Regions from separate parts of the Homo sapiens genome. Here region 1 is linked to region 2. A link is a loop called in an ENCODE intact Hi-C map of the cell type or tissue named here. Cell type or tissue: ovary. All regions are shown on one strand. Each heading gives the region's core, and the rest is flanking DNA. Links, peaks and the distances in the headings are about the cores only. Region 1 overlaps BZW1 (basic leucine zipper and W2 domains 1). Region 2 overlaps SGO2 (shugoshin 2).

What was found. Peaks named below come from ENCODE experiments on the same cell type or tissue, not always from the same donor. Only the 100,000 strongest peaks of a DNase experiment are listed, where the experiment ranks them.
Region 1: it touches region 2 in a loop (8-fold over the local background); 9 of 110 quality-filtered maps call a loop at or near these places.

What each region holds. Positions count from the first base shown.
Region 1 is chr2:200,825,094-200,829,500 of GRCh38, forward strand. It overlaps BZW1 (basic leucine zipper and W2 domains 1), which reads left to right. Exons shown (of 12, transcript NM_001207067.2): 12 at 1-2,245. Among named protein-coding and RNA genes, the nearest start is that of BZW1-AS1, 15 kb to the left of the region's middle. In ovary, for the core only: no CTCF peak of the experiment used is centred there; no DNase peak of the experiment used is centred there; H3K27ac peaks cover 3,270 bases.
Region 2 is chr2:200,569,682-200,574,088 of GRCh38, forward strand. It overlaps SGO2 (shugoshin 2), which reads left to right. Exons shown (of 9, transcript NM_152524.6): 6 at 1-211; 7 at 1,369-4,296. Among named protein-coding and RNA genes, the nearest start is that of AOX1, 14 kb to the right of the region's middle. In ovary, for the core only: no CTCF peak of the experiment used is centred there; no DNase peak of the experiment used is centred there.

The DNA of each region.
Region 1 (4,407 bases), core at 136-4,135, 260 kb after region 2:
TCACTCTGTTACCTGGGCTGGAGTGCAATGGCATGATCTCAGCTCACTGCAATCTCTGCCTCCTGGGTTCAAGCGATTCTCTTGCTTCAGCCTCCTGAGTAGCTGGGATTACAGGCGGCCACCACCACCCCTGGCTAATTTTTGTATTTTTAGTAGAGGTTTCACCACGTTGATCAGGCTGGTCTCAAACTCCTGACCTCGTGGTCTGCCTGCCTTGGCCTCCCAAAGTGCTGGGATTACAGGCGTGAGCCACCATGCCCAACCAATTTTTTTTTTTTAAATCCTTGGTAGTGATTGACCCCCATTGAGAATGCATGCTCTAATATTTTTTAAAAGGGAAGAAGACCTAGTGATAGACCTTTGCATTGGCAGGCATGTCTTTATGTTTATACAGTGAAGTAGTATTTTTTCTGTCAGGGTCAATAGAAAGTAGACGAAATTCATTTTCAGCCAATCTTTCACCAGTTGTGCTTTGTTCCTTACCCCACCACAGGCAACAGACAAAGCATTTCCTGCTGTCTTTCAAGGTCTTAACAGATTCTTTCTTGATTATAAATGTATTACTAAGTAGAATCATTTGGGTTCTTTCTATAAAAATCAGTGAAAATCCTCTAGATGAATGAATTAAAGTTGTAGGCATAACACTGATAAACCTCTGCTCTCATACTGAAGTAGGCTGCTTGCAGGAACTGACAACTATTGGTTGGCTTTAAATGTAATGTAGATGCCAAAGTTTTAGTGTACAGTGTTACTTAAATTACCAAATTACCTTTGTACAAATATTCCTCAGATGCTGTCTACAGGTGCCATATAAAATAGGTTGATAAGTATTTGCAAATTCTGGTAAATTGCCTTGCTATGATTTTTCATGCTCAGTATTAGTCCTCTAGTATCAATACGAAGTTTTTCTATTCCCCAGCCTACTAAGGCCTACAGGTTAAAATACCAGGAATAAAAAGGTTTTCAGTGGACTTGATTTAAGTGGAATCTGGATGATGTGACAAGTACCTTTGTCTTTGGAGTAATGAGTTTATAATTGGCTTTTGTCCAAAAACTCTTAAGTGGATTAATATCTGAACAATCTTAGACATAATTATATGAAACTGGATCAGAAAGGCTTTCTGACTCCTTTCTCTTCACTTTTTTCTCCCAGCTTAACTAGAGGCAATTAACAGTCATTTCAAATCTAATTATTTTTATTTTCCAGTGTACTTATCATCCTTTCATCTTTATGCTAGGAGTATAGTCTCAGTTCTTAATGAGTTGATGGGATGAAGATATAGATAGATAGATAGATAGATAGATAGATAGATATTTTTTTTTTTTTTTTTTTTTTTTTTTTTTTTTTTGAGACAGAGTCTCGCTCTGTCGCCCAGGCGGGAGTGCAGTGGCACAATCTCGGCTCACTGCAAGCTCCGCCTTGGGGGTTCACACCATTCTCCTGTCTCAGCCTCCTAGCTGGGATTACAGGCGCCCACCAACCAAGCCCGGCTAAGGTATTTTTAAATGTACTCAATCACTGTCATTTTAGTAACCTTGAATCAGAACCTCAGTTGTTAAAGGCTTAACTGCTTGTGGCAACTACTATAGTGCTCTAGTGGGGACAGTGGTTAAAATCTGCAGAATCCCTTGCTTTGTCATCTTATCCAGAAGGACTGATAGCTTGTTAAACTGTGGTATGATTAGAATGTTGGTGGTTGTGTAGTGCATTTGGGGTGCTACAACGTTAATCAAATATAATTGAGCTGTTCTGTTTCCAGTCAGTGTAACCATTTAAAAATACCTTGGCAAAACAAGCTAGGAGCTAGTTCATGCTAATATTCTTAAGGACAAAAATAGTTTACAGCTTTTTTTTTTTTAATCTGAAATCCTGAAGGCTATGCTTAAAAGTTAGAGATAAACCTGTTGGAAATAAGTGATTCATTTATAGACTGAAGCCTCTATGACTTCAAAAAGATACTCAACAGTCTCTGGCATTTGAAGAACAAAATATTTTCTCTGTAAATACACCTCATTTCCATTCTAGTTAGGAGCAATGGCGCCCAGGACGGCACACAGAATGGAGAAAACTGGATAGCTGGTAACTCATTTAGCTCTTGGCACTCTAAAAAACCTCAAATACAGCCATCCAAGCCAGTAATTCTATTGCTGCGTTATTTCTGTGTTTAACTGTGAAACTTGCTTCTTGTCTGTACCCTTGAAATGGAATAAAATTTCATGAGACTCCTTGTTAATGTAGAGAAAAGCAATGACTGTTCAGTTGGTTGTACACTAAGGCCTCAGTCCTTGACCTTTCCCATTTTGCTCAGTGTTTTAAATATGATGTAAGGGCCTGTGCTTCCAGATATTTTTTTCTCCAGTCTCATTTTTGCATTTGTATGGCTCATGTACTTCAAACTGTTGGTACATGTTCCAAAAATGCCAGTGTTTAATTCAAAAGAGATGAATGTGATCTACTCCAGAATGCTTCAAGTCCTGTCCACTTTAACTCCAAAGTAATCTCAAATGCCACCGCAGTTCAGGCCACCAGCATCTTACCTAGTTACTAAGTGATTTTTGCATCCACTTTTGTGTATCTCATCTTTTAACAGCAAGAGTGGTCTTTGGATGTAGTTTACCAGTTTAAAATCTTTGTCTTTGCCTAGGTGGTCTTTCATGAACTATTCAGCTTCATCTGCCTTTTCCTCTTCGTCACTATGTGCTGTGTAGTTGGCAGAGCTTGTCACATCCAAACCTGCAGGTAATTGAACAAGCTGGTTACTGACTGGATTAGTATCCAGGGAATAGTGAAGATAGGAAAAAGATTATAAAGCCCATCAGTTAATACCATTTGTGTTTTGTTTTTTGAGGTGGTCTTGTCCTGTCACCCAGACTGACATGATCATAGCTGAGTGCAGCCTCAAACTCCTGGGCTCAAGCAATCTTCGCACCTCAGTGGCTGGGACTGTAGGTGTCACGCTTAATACTGTTATTAAAAAGACAACTAGGAGGGATGTTTGCTTGTAGAATGAAAACTGTTATGTGAATTCCAAGTATTAGGAAGCAACTTTTCTTAGACAAGATTAGATGAAAGCTATTTGTGCCCTGTGGTTAGTATTGCTTGATGTGACCAAGACAGGATGAGAAGCTGGCAGTCAGCAAATGTGAAACATACACTGTCAGGCCCTCTGCTGAGCTTTAAGACTATGGTAATGAACAGCACTGGACCCCAAGATTCAAGCCCATAGGAGGAGATAGGAAAGGAAGAGTAGGCTGAATGCAAAACGAAAGGATGTGGGAGGGACTGGCAAATTGGAGAGTCCAGTCTCAAGAATATAATCTGTAAATTATTAGGATACCGTGAAAGACAAATTGCACTTGCTGATAAAATATGGTTTGCAAATGCCTAATATCTGAACAAAACAGTGCATACCTACAGTCTAATGGAGAAAGATCTGTCTCCATCTGTTAGCTGTGTGACTGGGCAAATAATTTAGCCTCTGAATCTTGTTTCCTGAACCTGTAAAATGAGAATGGCAATCTAATTTTGATTAAATGATATCATTGCTGGGCACAGTGGCACACACCTGTAATCTCAGCTACTGGGGAGGCTGAGATAAAGAATTGCTTGAGTCCAGGAGTTCGAGGATATAGTGAGCTATGATCATATGTGAGAATAGCCACTGCCCTCCAGCCTGGGCAACATAGTGAGACCCCATCTCTGGGGGAAAAAAATGGTATCATTTTACCCAGTGATAAAATGACAGTCTCAACTACATGGGGCAGTTGAGAAGTTCTACTTAAAGTAGCTGGGATTACAGGCATGTGCCACCACACTCGGCTAATTTTGTTTGTATTTTTAGTAGAGATGGGGTTTCTCCATGTTGGTCAGGCTAGTCTCGAACTCCCGACCTCAGGTGATCCACCCGCCTCGGCCTCCCAAAGGGCTGGGATTACAGGCGTGAGCCACCGCGCCCAGCCATAAATACAGGTTTTTATGTTTGATAGGAACTGGTGGAAGGTAATTTAAGTGCCAGCAGCCATCATTATGATGCCTGCTTTAGCAACTATAAAAAAGGAGAAGCAAGATAGTAGCTGAAATCCTTATAGCCCAGTAGTGAATGATAATCATGCTTTGTGTGACTGGTCAAGTATTCAGTGAATCTCACAAAATCCTTTGTAGTAACAGTATAAATATTATCAACTTCTAAGAACAAGAGAGGAGAGTTAATGGCAAATGAAAAATATCCAACTGTTGGAAGAAGGCAAGCAGATATGACCAACAACCAGCTTGGTTTTAGCTTTCTCTGTTCTGCTAAGCCCTTGTGGTGTCGCAGGTTGCTAACAACAACCCAGGAAGTTGATTGGAACTGCCAAACTCCGCAAGGTCTTGGGAGTCAGGGATGCTAATTTCTTCTGAGAGTGGGT
Region 2 (4,407 bases), core at 329-4,328:
GATGATGAAGATGAAGATAAAGAGAAAATGCAGTGTGACAACAATATTAAATCAAAGACATTACCTGATATTCCCTCTTCAGGATCAACAACACAACCTTTATCAACTCAGGATAATTCGGAAGTGTTATTTCTTAAAGAAAATAATCAAAATGTATATGGTTTAGATGATTCAGAACATATTTCTTCTATAGTTGATGTACCTCCCAGAGGTGAGATTGTTTTAAAAATTCATTTTGAGTATTTGTATTAGTTACATTCATCAGATGTTCTTCCTGAGGGCAATTATGTATAACAGTTAATAAGTTAGCTCTCTTATGTTACCGATTTGCTAACTTCTGCCATTTAAAACTGCTGGTGATAGATTTAATTTTAAAGTAAATATGCTGACAAACATCACACCCACAGTGGCCTAATACTGTTACTCTGGAAGAAATATTTAGAAATAAATGGACCTAATGAGCTTTTCTCAATATCTTAGCTTATGATTTGAAAGATACCATATATTTACTTAGTTTTACCCTCTTTTTTTGTAGATATGAAAATTGGGGGCCTAGATAGGTATAGAGACTCTTTGAAGATCATCACCAGTTAATTAATGGTAAAGCAAAAACTTGAGTCTGGGTAATGGTTGAGCAAGAAAAAAGATGGCATTTACATTTTATTTACATAGTATTCCTAAATGATAATCTGTGGTGTAGTCTGGTGCTTACAGATTTGCCATAGATTTTCAGACTGGGATATGGAACTATAACAATTTTGAATTTAGAGCTTAGAATTGTTTTTCCTTTCTGAAAATGTGTGTGTGTGTGTGTGTGTGTGTGTGTGTGGGCATATGTATATGTATATAATATATACACACACACATATATACACACATATATATGGTATACATATAATGTATACAGTATACATATATACATGTGTGTATATATTTACACACATACAAACATATATTAATATATGTATATATAATTTATATAAATTTTAGCTGCCTGTTGATAGTCTTTGATAGCAATCCTTTTCAGAGCTATCACTATTATTTGGGTTCATTTGCTGGCCTCCTTTCACTCTAGAAATGTATGCTAATGGTTCTACTGTTGGCTGTACTCCACTCTACTGTTGGGGCTGAGGCAGAATTCTCAGTATATATTTTCTGTAGATACAAATGTAAAATGTGATTTAGGAGTATTCATCATTTCTAACTTATTTTCTTATAAGCATAGATTCTTAGTAATATTAGGATCTGATCAGAACACATTGTCAGAAATTATATCTGTGAAACAGCTTGATTTCGAATCTAATTTGTTTAAGGTAACTTATTTATTTCATTACTTGTTTCTGAGTTTTGTTTTCCTTTTCTTAATAGAAAGCCATTCCCACTCAGACCAAAGTTCTAAGACTTCTCTAATGAGTGAGATGAGAAACGCCCAGTCTATTGGCCGCAGATGGGAGAAACCATCTCCTAGTAATGTGACTGAAAGGAAGAAGCGTGGGTCATCTTGGGAATCAAATAATCTTTCTGCAGACACTCCCTGTGCAACAGTTTTAGATAAACAACACATTTCAAGTCCAGAATTAAATTGCAATAATGAGATAAATGGTCATACTAATGAAACAAATACTGAAATGCAAAGAAATAAACAGGATCTTCCTGGCTTATCTTCTGAGTCTGCCAGAGAACCTAATGCAGAGTGCATGAATCAAATTGAGGATAATGATGACTTTCAATTGCAGAAAACTGTGTATGATGCTGACATGGATTTAACTGCTAGTGAAGTCAGCAAAATTGTCACAGTCTCAACAGGCATTAAAAAGAAAAGTAATAAAAAAACAAATGAACATGGAATGAAAACTTTCAGAAAAGTGAAAGATTCCAGCTCTGAAAAAAAGAGAGAAAGATCAAAGAGACAGTTTAAAAATAGTTCAGATGTCGATATTGGGGAAAAGATTGAAAACAGGACAGAAAGATCTGATGTCCTGGATGGCAAAAGGGGTGCAGAAGATCCCGGTTTTATTTTCAATAATGAACAGCTGGCTCAGATGAATGAACAGCTGGCTCAGGTGAATGAACTAAAGAAAATGACCCTTCAAACTGGCTTTGAACAAGGTGACAGAGAAAATGTACTGTGTAATAAAAAGGAGAAAAGAATAACAAATGAGCAAGAGGAAACATACTCTTTATCCCAAAGTTCAGGTAAATTTCACCAGGAGAGTAAATTTGATAAGGGTCAGAATTCCCTAACTTGTAATAAAAGTAAAGCTTCTAGACAGACATTTGTGATTCACAAATTAGAAAAAGATAACTTACTCCCAAACCAAAAGGATAAAGTAACCATTTATGAAAACCTAGACGTCACAAATGAATTTCACACAGCCAATCTTTCCACCAAAGATAATGGAAATTTATGTGATTATGGGACCCACAATATATTGGATTTGAAAAAGTATGTCACTGATATTCAACCCTCAGAGCAAAATGAATCAAACATTAATAAGCTTAGAAAGAAAGTAAACCGGAAGACAGAAATAATTTCTGGAATGAACCACATGTATGAGGATAATGATAAAGATGTGGTGCATGGCCTAAAAAAAGGTAATTTTTTTTTCAAAACCCAAGAGGATAAAGAACCTATCTCTGAAAACATAGAAGTTTCCAAAGAGCTTCAAATCCCAGCTCTTTCTACTAGAGATAATGAAAATCAATGTGACTATAGGACCCAGAATGTGTTGGGTTTGCAAAAGCAGATCACCAATATGTACCCCGTTCAGCAAAATGAATCAAAAGTTAATAAGAAGCTTAGGCAGAAAGTAAATCGGAAGACAGAAATAATTTCTGAAGTGAATCATTTAGATAATGACAAAAGTATAGAATACACAGTTAAAAGTCACTCACTCTTTTTAACGCAAAAAGATAAGGAAATCATCCCTGGAAACCTAGAAGACCCAAGTGAGTTTGAAACACCTGCTCTTTCTACCAAAGATAGTGGAAACCTGTATGATTCTGAGATTCAAAATGTTTTGGGGGTGAAACATGGCCATGATATGCAACCTGCTTGTCAAAATGATTCAAAAATAGGTAAGAAGCCTAGACTAAATGTATGTCAAAAGTCAGAAATAATTCCTGAAACCAACCAAATATATGAGAATGATAACAAAGGTGTACATGACCTAGAAAAAGATAACTTCTTCTCTCTAACCCCAAAGGATAAAGAAACAATTTCTGAAAATCTACAAGTCACAAATGAATTTCAAACAGTTGATCTTCTCATCAAAGATAATGGAAATTTATGTGATTATGACACCCAGAATATATTGGAGTTGAAAAAGTATGTTACTGATAGGAAATCTGCTGAGCAAAATGAATCAAAAATAAATAAGCTCAGGAATAAAGTGAATTGGAAGACAGAAATAATTTCTGAAATGAACCAGATATATGAGGATAATGATAAAGATGCACATGTCCAAGAAAGCTATACAAAAGATCTTGATTTTAAAGTAAATAAATCTAAACAAAAACTTGAATGCCAAGACATTATCAATAAACACTATATGGAAGTCAACAGTAATGAAAAGGAAAGTTGTGATCAAATTTTAGATTCCTACAAAGTAGTTAAAAAACGTAAGAAAGAATCATCATGCAAGGCAAAGAACATTTTGACAAAAGCTAAGAACAAACTTGCTTCACAGTTAACAGAATCTTCACAGACATCTATCTCCTTAGAATCTGATTTAAAACATATTACTAGTGAAGCAGATTCTGATCCAGGAAACCCAGTTGAACTATGTAAGACTCAGAAGCAAAGCACTACCACTTTGAATAAAAAAGATCTCCCTTTTGTGGAAGAAATAAAAGAAGGAGAGTGTCAGGTTAAAAAGGTAAATAAAATGACATCTAAGTCAAAGAAAAGGAAGACCTCCATAGATCCTTCTCCAGAGAGCCATGAAGTAATGGAAAGAATACTTGACAGCGTTCAGGGAAAGTCTACTGTATCTGAACAAGCTGATAAGGAAAACAATTTGGAGAATGAGAAAATGGTCAAAAATAAGCCAGACTTTTACACAAAGGCATTTAGATCTTTGTCTGAGATACATTCACCTAACATACAAGATTCTTCCTTTGACAGTGTTCGTGAAGGTTTAGTACCTTTGAGCGTTTCTTCTGGTAAAAATGTGATAATAAAAGAAAATTTTGCCTTGGAGTGCTCCCCAGCCTTTCAAGTAAGTGATGATGAGCATGAGAAGATGAACAAGATGAAATTTAAAGTCAACCGGAGAACCCAAAAATCAGGAATAGGTAGGTTAATAACCATTATGAAATGATAAAGTTTTAGAAGTGTTTTGTTTTTTGTTTTCGTTTTTTACTTAGCCAGTGAAGTATTTTCTAACTGGTATTTTTATGGAATTT